2 separate regions of the Homo sapiens genome follow, and region 1 is linked to region 2. The links are chromatin contacts, found by Hi-C or POLR2A ChIA-PET in ENCODE. All regions are on one chromosome and are shown on one strand. Each heading gives the region's core, a stretch centred on a gene start or an enhancer-like site at or near the end of the contact. The rest is flanking DNA. Distances are from core to core; before and after follow the strand shown. Region 1 holds the start of CYB5D2 (cytochrome b5 domain containing 2). Region 2 holds the start of MIR22HG (MIR22 host gene).

The links. Hi-C counts contacts between places; a loop is a spot of excess contacts on that map. ChIA-PET counts read pairs that join two places held with the same protein, here RNA polymerase II (POLR2A). Pooled maps may share reads with other maps.
Region 1: a map of CD8-positive, alpha-beta T cell shows a loop between it and region 2 (11-fold over the local background). The contact joins the promoter of CYB5D2 here to the promoter of MIR22HG in region 2. A Hi-C loop is called at or near these places in 1 of 168 maps with a recorded cell type or tissue (CD8-positive, alpha-beta T cell) and 9 of 50 pooled maps. POLR2A ChIA-PET finds 5 or more read pairs at or near these places in 2 of 52 experiments (CD4-positive, alpha-beta T cell and GM10248).

The regions. Positions count from the first base shown.
Region 1 is chr17:4,141,751-4,144,450 of GRCh38, forward strand. CYB5D2 (cytochrome b5 domain containing 2) reads left to right here and starts at 1,447. Exons shown (of 4, transcript NM_144611.4): 1 at 1,447-2,255. The coding sequence starts at 2,006. ZZEF1 (zinc finger ZZ-type and EF-hand domain containing 1) reads right to left here and starts at 1,280. Exons shown (of 55, transcript NM_015113.4): 1 at 792-1,280. The coding sequence starts at 1,145. RefSeq lists a silencer at 1,006-1,175 and enhancers at 1,041-1,592, 1,256-1,565, 1,593-2,145, 1,716-2,295.
Region 2 is chr17:1,714,829-1,717,573 of GRCh38, forward strand. It overlaps MIR22HG (MIR22 host gene), which reads right to left and starts at 1,382. Exons shown (of 3, transcript NR_028505.2): 1 at 1,302-1,382. It also overlaps a transcript of WDR81 not described here. RefSeq lists an enhancer at 1,529-2,170.

The DNA.
Region 1 (2,700 bases), core at 197-2,696, 2.4 Mb after region 2:
TAGTCTGTTTTACTAATGATTCACTGGGTAACCCTGGATCAGTCTTCTTAACTCGAAGTGAAGCGCCCAGTAAATAAACTCCCAAAATGCCTTCCAAGGAAAATATTTTGTTGCCAAATCAATTTGCTCTCTTAATGACTTAGCAGACATGATCTTGGTGATTATATGAAGAACTGCATAATTACAAGTATTCACAGGAAACCTGGTATTTGCCTATCAGTTTCGGATCCTATGAAGGTTTAAATGAGTCTAATATATGGTTCTTTAAGGATCTACAAACCAGTATGTATTTTAGAAAAGCTAGTTTTTGCATGAGGAGGATAGGTTTTAGAATGTGAGCCTTTCCAGCATGTTACTACTGTCTTTCCACACTTATTCGGCGCCCACACTGAATTGGGAAGGTGCTGTGTAAAAACCTGGACAGGACAATACAAAAAATGGTTCTCAGCGCCACTCCTCCTATCCTTACATCTCTTTTCTCTCCAAACTGTTCGAGAATCTGATAGAAGATCTCCAGAGTAGCGTCAATCAACTGCACAAAGGTCTGCATTACAACATACAGAGAGAGACATATGGGCTTGTCCAGCTCTTCAGAGCAAGGACGGCCTGATGCAGACTTTCCAGACCTCTAACATAGGTTAAAGAGAAACGAAGCAAACGCCTGGTGAAAAGCTGGAAACACCTCATATGGGTCCCCGCCTGGCCTCTCCAAAGCAAATGCCCACCTCTTCCTTCAGTCCCCTGGGGGCGACCGCCCTGCCCCATCCCCGCAGTCGCCTGCCGGCCCTGACCTCCTCGAACTGCTCGCTAGAGCAGCCGGCGCCGCGAGCCTCCAGCAGCTCCCGGAACTGCTCCAGAGTGACAGACTCTTCGCCGCGGCCCAGCCGCTCTTCCAGCCAGCGAAACAACGCGCCGCGATGCCTCGACACCAGCGACTCGCAGGGGGGTGTGGGCAGCAACGCTGCAGCAGCCTCTCGCAGCCTGGCCGGCTCCAGCAGCGCCGCGGCGGGTGGTAGCGCTGGAGCCGCGACGCCCGGGCCGGGGGTCGTGCCCGAGACCGCGGCCCAGTCCTGGTGTGGGCCCCAGCCCTCGCCACCGGCAGCTGCCGCTTCGTCTTCACTGCTGTGACTCGGAGCGTTCCCCATGGGGTCTCCGTCTTGGGCGCCTGGCTCTGCAGCCGCCGCCGCCGCCTCCCCGCCTCGACCTGTCAACCTCCGACAGCAGCTGGCGGGCGGGGACGCGGAGGAGACGACGGCGGCCCCTGCGGCTTCCGGCTTCCTGGCCGTCAAGCGACGACCGCTGTCGCAAAGGCGCCGTCACGTAGATAGGCGGCCTCTACCAACTCACGACAGCTAGGCGGGGAGCGCCGCCTCAAAGGGTGCAACCTTGATTTCCCAGAGGACGAGTCTGTCTCAGTATCTACGTCATTCCGTAGCCTCCGCTGCCGCCATCTTTGTTGGGGCTGACAACCTGCAAGCCAAGAAGTACGAGAAGGGCCAGGCGCGGTGGCTCACGCCTGTAATCCCAGCACTTTGGGAGGCCGAGACGGGTGGATCACCTGAGGTCAGGAGTTCGAGACCAGCCTGACCAACGTGGTGAAACCCTGTCTCTACTAAATACAAAATATTAGCCGGACGTGGGGGCGCGTGCCTGTAATCCCAGCTACTTGGGAGGCTGAGGCAGGAGAATCGCTTGAACCCGGGAGGCGGAGGTTGCAGTGAGCCGAGATTCCGCCAGTGCACTCCAGCCTGGACAACAAGAGCTAAAACTCTGTCTCAGAAAAAAAAAAAAAAAGTACCTGGAAAAAGTCGCAGACAGCGAGCTTTTCGCCAGTGCCAGGAATACAGATAAAACGAGAGAGACTAAGGGAGGGAGCGCGAGCACTAGCGCGCGAGAGAGAGAGCGAGAGCGCGCGCGCCGATGACGTCACGCTCGGCGTCTCGGCCATCTTAGCTGTAGATAGAGGCGGCAACCTCGGAAGTGCGGAGCGGGTGGGCCTATATAGATGTTGAGGTGCGGAGGCCGTGGGCTTTTGTTGGGCCTGGCTGTAGCCGCAGCAGCGGTAATGGCAGCACGGCTTATGGGCTGGTGGGGTCCCCGCGCTGGCTTTCGCCTTTTCATACCGGAGGAGCTGTCTCGCTACCGCGGCGGCCCAGGGGACCCGGGCCTGTACTTGGCGTTGCTCGGCCGTGTCTACGATGTGTCCTCCGGCCGGAGGCACTACGAGCCTGGGTCCCACTATAGCGGCTTCGCAGGTATCAGCGAGGCTGCTCACGCCTTTCTCTCCGCTGGCGCGAGCCAGTAGCCACCTGCGCGTCGTTCGTTGGTTCATTATTCATCTATTTCCCCCCCCATCCCCACCCCACATCCATCAAACCCGTGCGGTGGGCGGGACGAGCTGCATGCACTATCCTTCTAGGCTCTCTGGCTCTGGCGGGACTGTGGGCCAGCTCTGTCATCCACCACCGCCCTGCGTGACTTACATTGGAGAAACATGTCTTCTGTCTCTTGTTACCCATTACCCAGCGTCGGAAGCCCTAGGATACGGGCTGTGTGCCGGACTTTTGTGGGGGCTCTTAGGGCACAGATAAACGAGATCCCGCCCCGCCCCTACCCTCACAGTTTCCTTAATAATTCCAACCATCTCTTCATTATGCCCTGGTCCCAAATAATCTTTCTTCCCCCCACCCCTAAGCATAG
Region 2 (2,745 bases), core at 132-2,631:
CCCAGGGAGGGGGCTGGGGGCGTGGCAGGCTCGGGGGATGTGAGCTGGGGAGGGCGGGTCCGTGCTGACACTCAGTCCAAGGGCATGGCCCACGCCAGGCTGAGGGGCCAAGGCGGTCTTGCCTTGGAATTTCTATACTCAGAGGGTAAGAAAGATTGGGGGATACGGGGTGCGGTTCAAATTCCGAAACCCTCTTGGGAGGCATGAACTTTGTGTATCTTCCTTCCCCTGGGTGACCAGTCCAACTCCGTCCGACCTTCCTCTGTCTGAGATAGCTCTGTTCAACCCAGAGGACTCAGCAGCTGCTGAGAGTCTGTGCCAAGCAGGTGCCCTTGGCTGCAGGGCGGGGTGGGCCCAGGGCACTGACCCTCTGACCAGCTGCTCCATCAACCCTCTGGCACTCTGACAGCTCCTAGCCCAATCTGACAGCCAGGATGACAGGCCAAAGGAGTTGGAGGCTGGAACCAGGGCCGGAGGGAGGTGGGGGTGACAGCCTCGCCGGAGGCCATGGGGAGGGGCCAAGAGTTGGCCGAGAGGTGGGGAGAGAGGCAGCCCAGTGATGACTAACCCAGGCGCCCCACCCAGCCAGCCGGCTTCCCAGGCAGTCAGGGCCAGGCCTGGGCTAGGGGCCTCACAATCGGACAGGCTGGGGGGAGGTGCAGAGGTGACCTTCTCTCGGCCCAAGACGGCCAGTTAGTCTGGGGAGCGGGGGTTAGAGTTTCCAGGCCCTCCTCTTGCCCTCTTCCCCCCGCCCAACCACGGTGAAACCCTAACCTTTGGGTTGCATAAGGCCCCGGCACCGCCGCCCCCTACTCCTCTCCCCTCCCCCCTTACATAACATCCCCTGGAGAGAACGAGAGGAGGGGCCGGCCCGCCCAGCGACCCCTTCCCTGCCAGGGCGCTGAACTGGCCCTGACCCAGTGAACGCCGGCAGAGGCAAAGCACCTCCTCGCCGCCCGCTCGGGGGGTCCAGACCCTCCCCAGGCTAGATGGCCGGCCCCTGTATCCTCAGACCGGGGGCCGCCGGGTGAGCCGCCCCCGGCCCTCCGGCCCCTCGGCTCTCCCCCCGCCCCCCGCCACTCCGCCAGCCCTTCCGCCACGACTCCCGTCCCAGACTCTTTCCTCGTAGCTCCTGACACACTAACCCGGCCAGTCCAGGCCCCTCTCCCCGAGGCGCCCCTGCCCCCGCCGCCCCTTCTCCTCCCGGAAGGGCTGGGTGTGGCCGCCCGGACCCCACTTTCACCCTCCATCCCGTTACCGCGGCTCCCCGCTGCGTGACCGGGTCGCCAGCTCACACCCACCTGGTGCTGGGTGTGGGGGTTGCTGCACGAGGGGGAGCAAATCACTGCGTCCGCTCCCCACGGCCGGCGGCGCTGTCTCTTCTCGGCACCCAGCACACACCGGCTCCAGGCTCCGATCAGCTGGCGGCGTCGTGACGCACGAGCTGCGAATGCACGGCCCGGGGCCAATCACCGCCCACTGCTGGGCAACGTGGCCCCGCCCACCCGGGGGCCGACGGGGCCTCGCCCTGGTCCCGCCTCTCCGGGCGCCCTGGCTCTGATTGGCAAGGAGGCCACCCTTTTGCCGGGCGGAATTGCACGAAGCCACGCCCACCCACTGAGGAGCCGGCCAATAGACGGACAGGTGTGGCCCAGCCCTCCGCGTCAGCGACCCGCTTAGAAAAGCGCTACGTCAAACGAGAGTCCTAAAGAGCAGGCGAAAGCCACGGCGTCTGCGTTTGCAATGCATGCTGGTCCGTGTAGTTCTCAGCCTGACACCGTCGTTCCCAGAACCCAGCGCGCTCTGTGAGTTGGCATTTTTAAACTGAGCTCGGAATCCAGCCCGGGGAAGTCCTTAAAGGGCGACAGCCCCTCCTTGTTGGAGTCGTGAGTGCTTCTTTTAGACATTCCCCAAACTGACTCGCCGGCCTCTGCGGGACGCTATAGCTCTTTAAGGAAAGGTGGAGCGGACCAAGGAGCAGGAGTGGGCAGAGCGTCAGCCCCCAGGGCAGCAGAGACTGCCGTTGGAGAGCTCTCCAGGGTTTTTGGAGGAGGGAGGGTGCTCGCCTCGCCCAGCCCACTCCTCCTGGGGGCTCTTCCTAACCACAGGAGGCTTTTTTTCTTGGATGTCTCTTCCCAGTCCCAGAAGAGCCCCCAGAGCCTCCCAAGAGGTAGCTTTCTAACAAAAGATTCATAGCACAGTCCTCACCTTAGGGTAGAGGGAGGGCTTCTGGTCAGAAATTAGGGGATGGGCCATGCCAAAGTGCAAAGGGTCAGCAATCGCATCCTCTGATTAACCCCCATTCAGTCCCGCCCTCCAAAGCTCTTCACTGACTCAGGCCTACTTAGGGAAGAGATTCGAAGGTGGAGACCAATGAGCAGGCTGCTCCTTCCCCAGGGGCCAATCAGAGTCTAGATGAGCGGGGGATGGGCAAAAAGTGAAATGAACCCAGTGACTTGGCAAAAGCTGCTGGTCGGCGTTTTTAAAGGGGCAAGCCGGAGACCTGCCCTACCTTATCAATCCCCGCAAGTCCCCCAAAGAGGAACATGTGGACTGAAATCCATGCCTTTTCCTTCAGCTCCAAATAGGGGCTGAGGGTAACTAAGCAGGAATGATGAGGCTGGAGGGTGAGATCCTTCCTTCTGTTAAATACGCACTCCATCAGGTAATTGATAAGGTTCACTTGGAGCTCCAAAATTCTGAGCCTGCGTTCAGGACATTGCGCCTTTAAGGAAACTTCCTGCC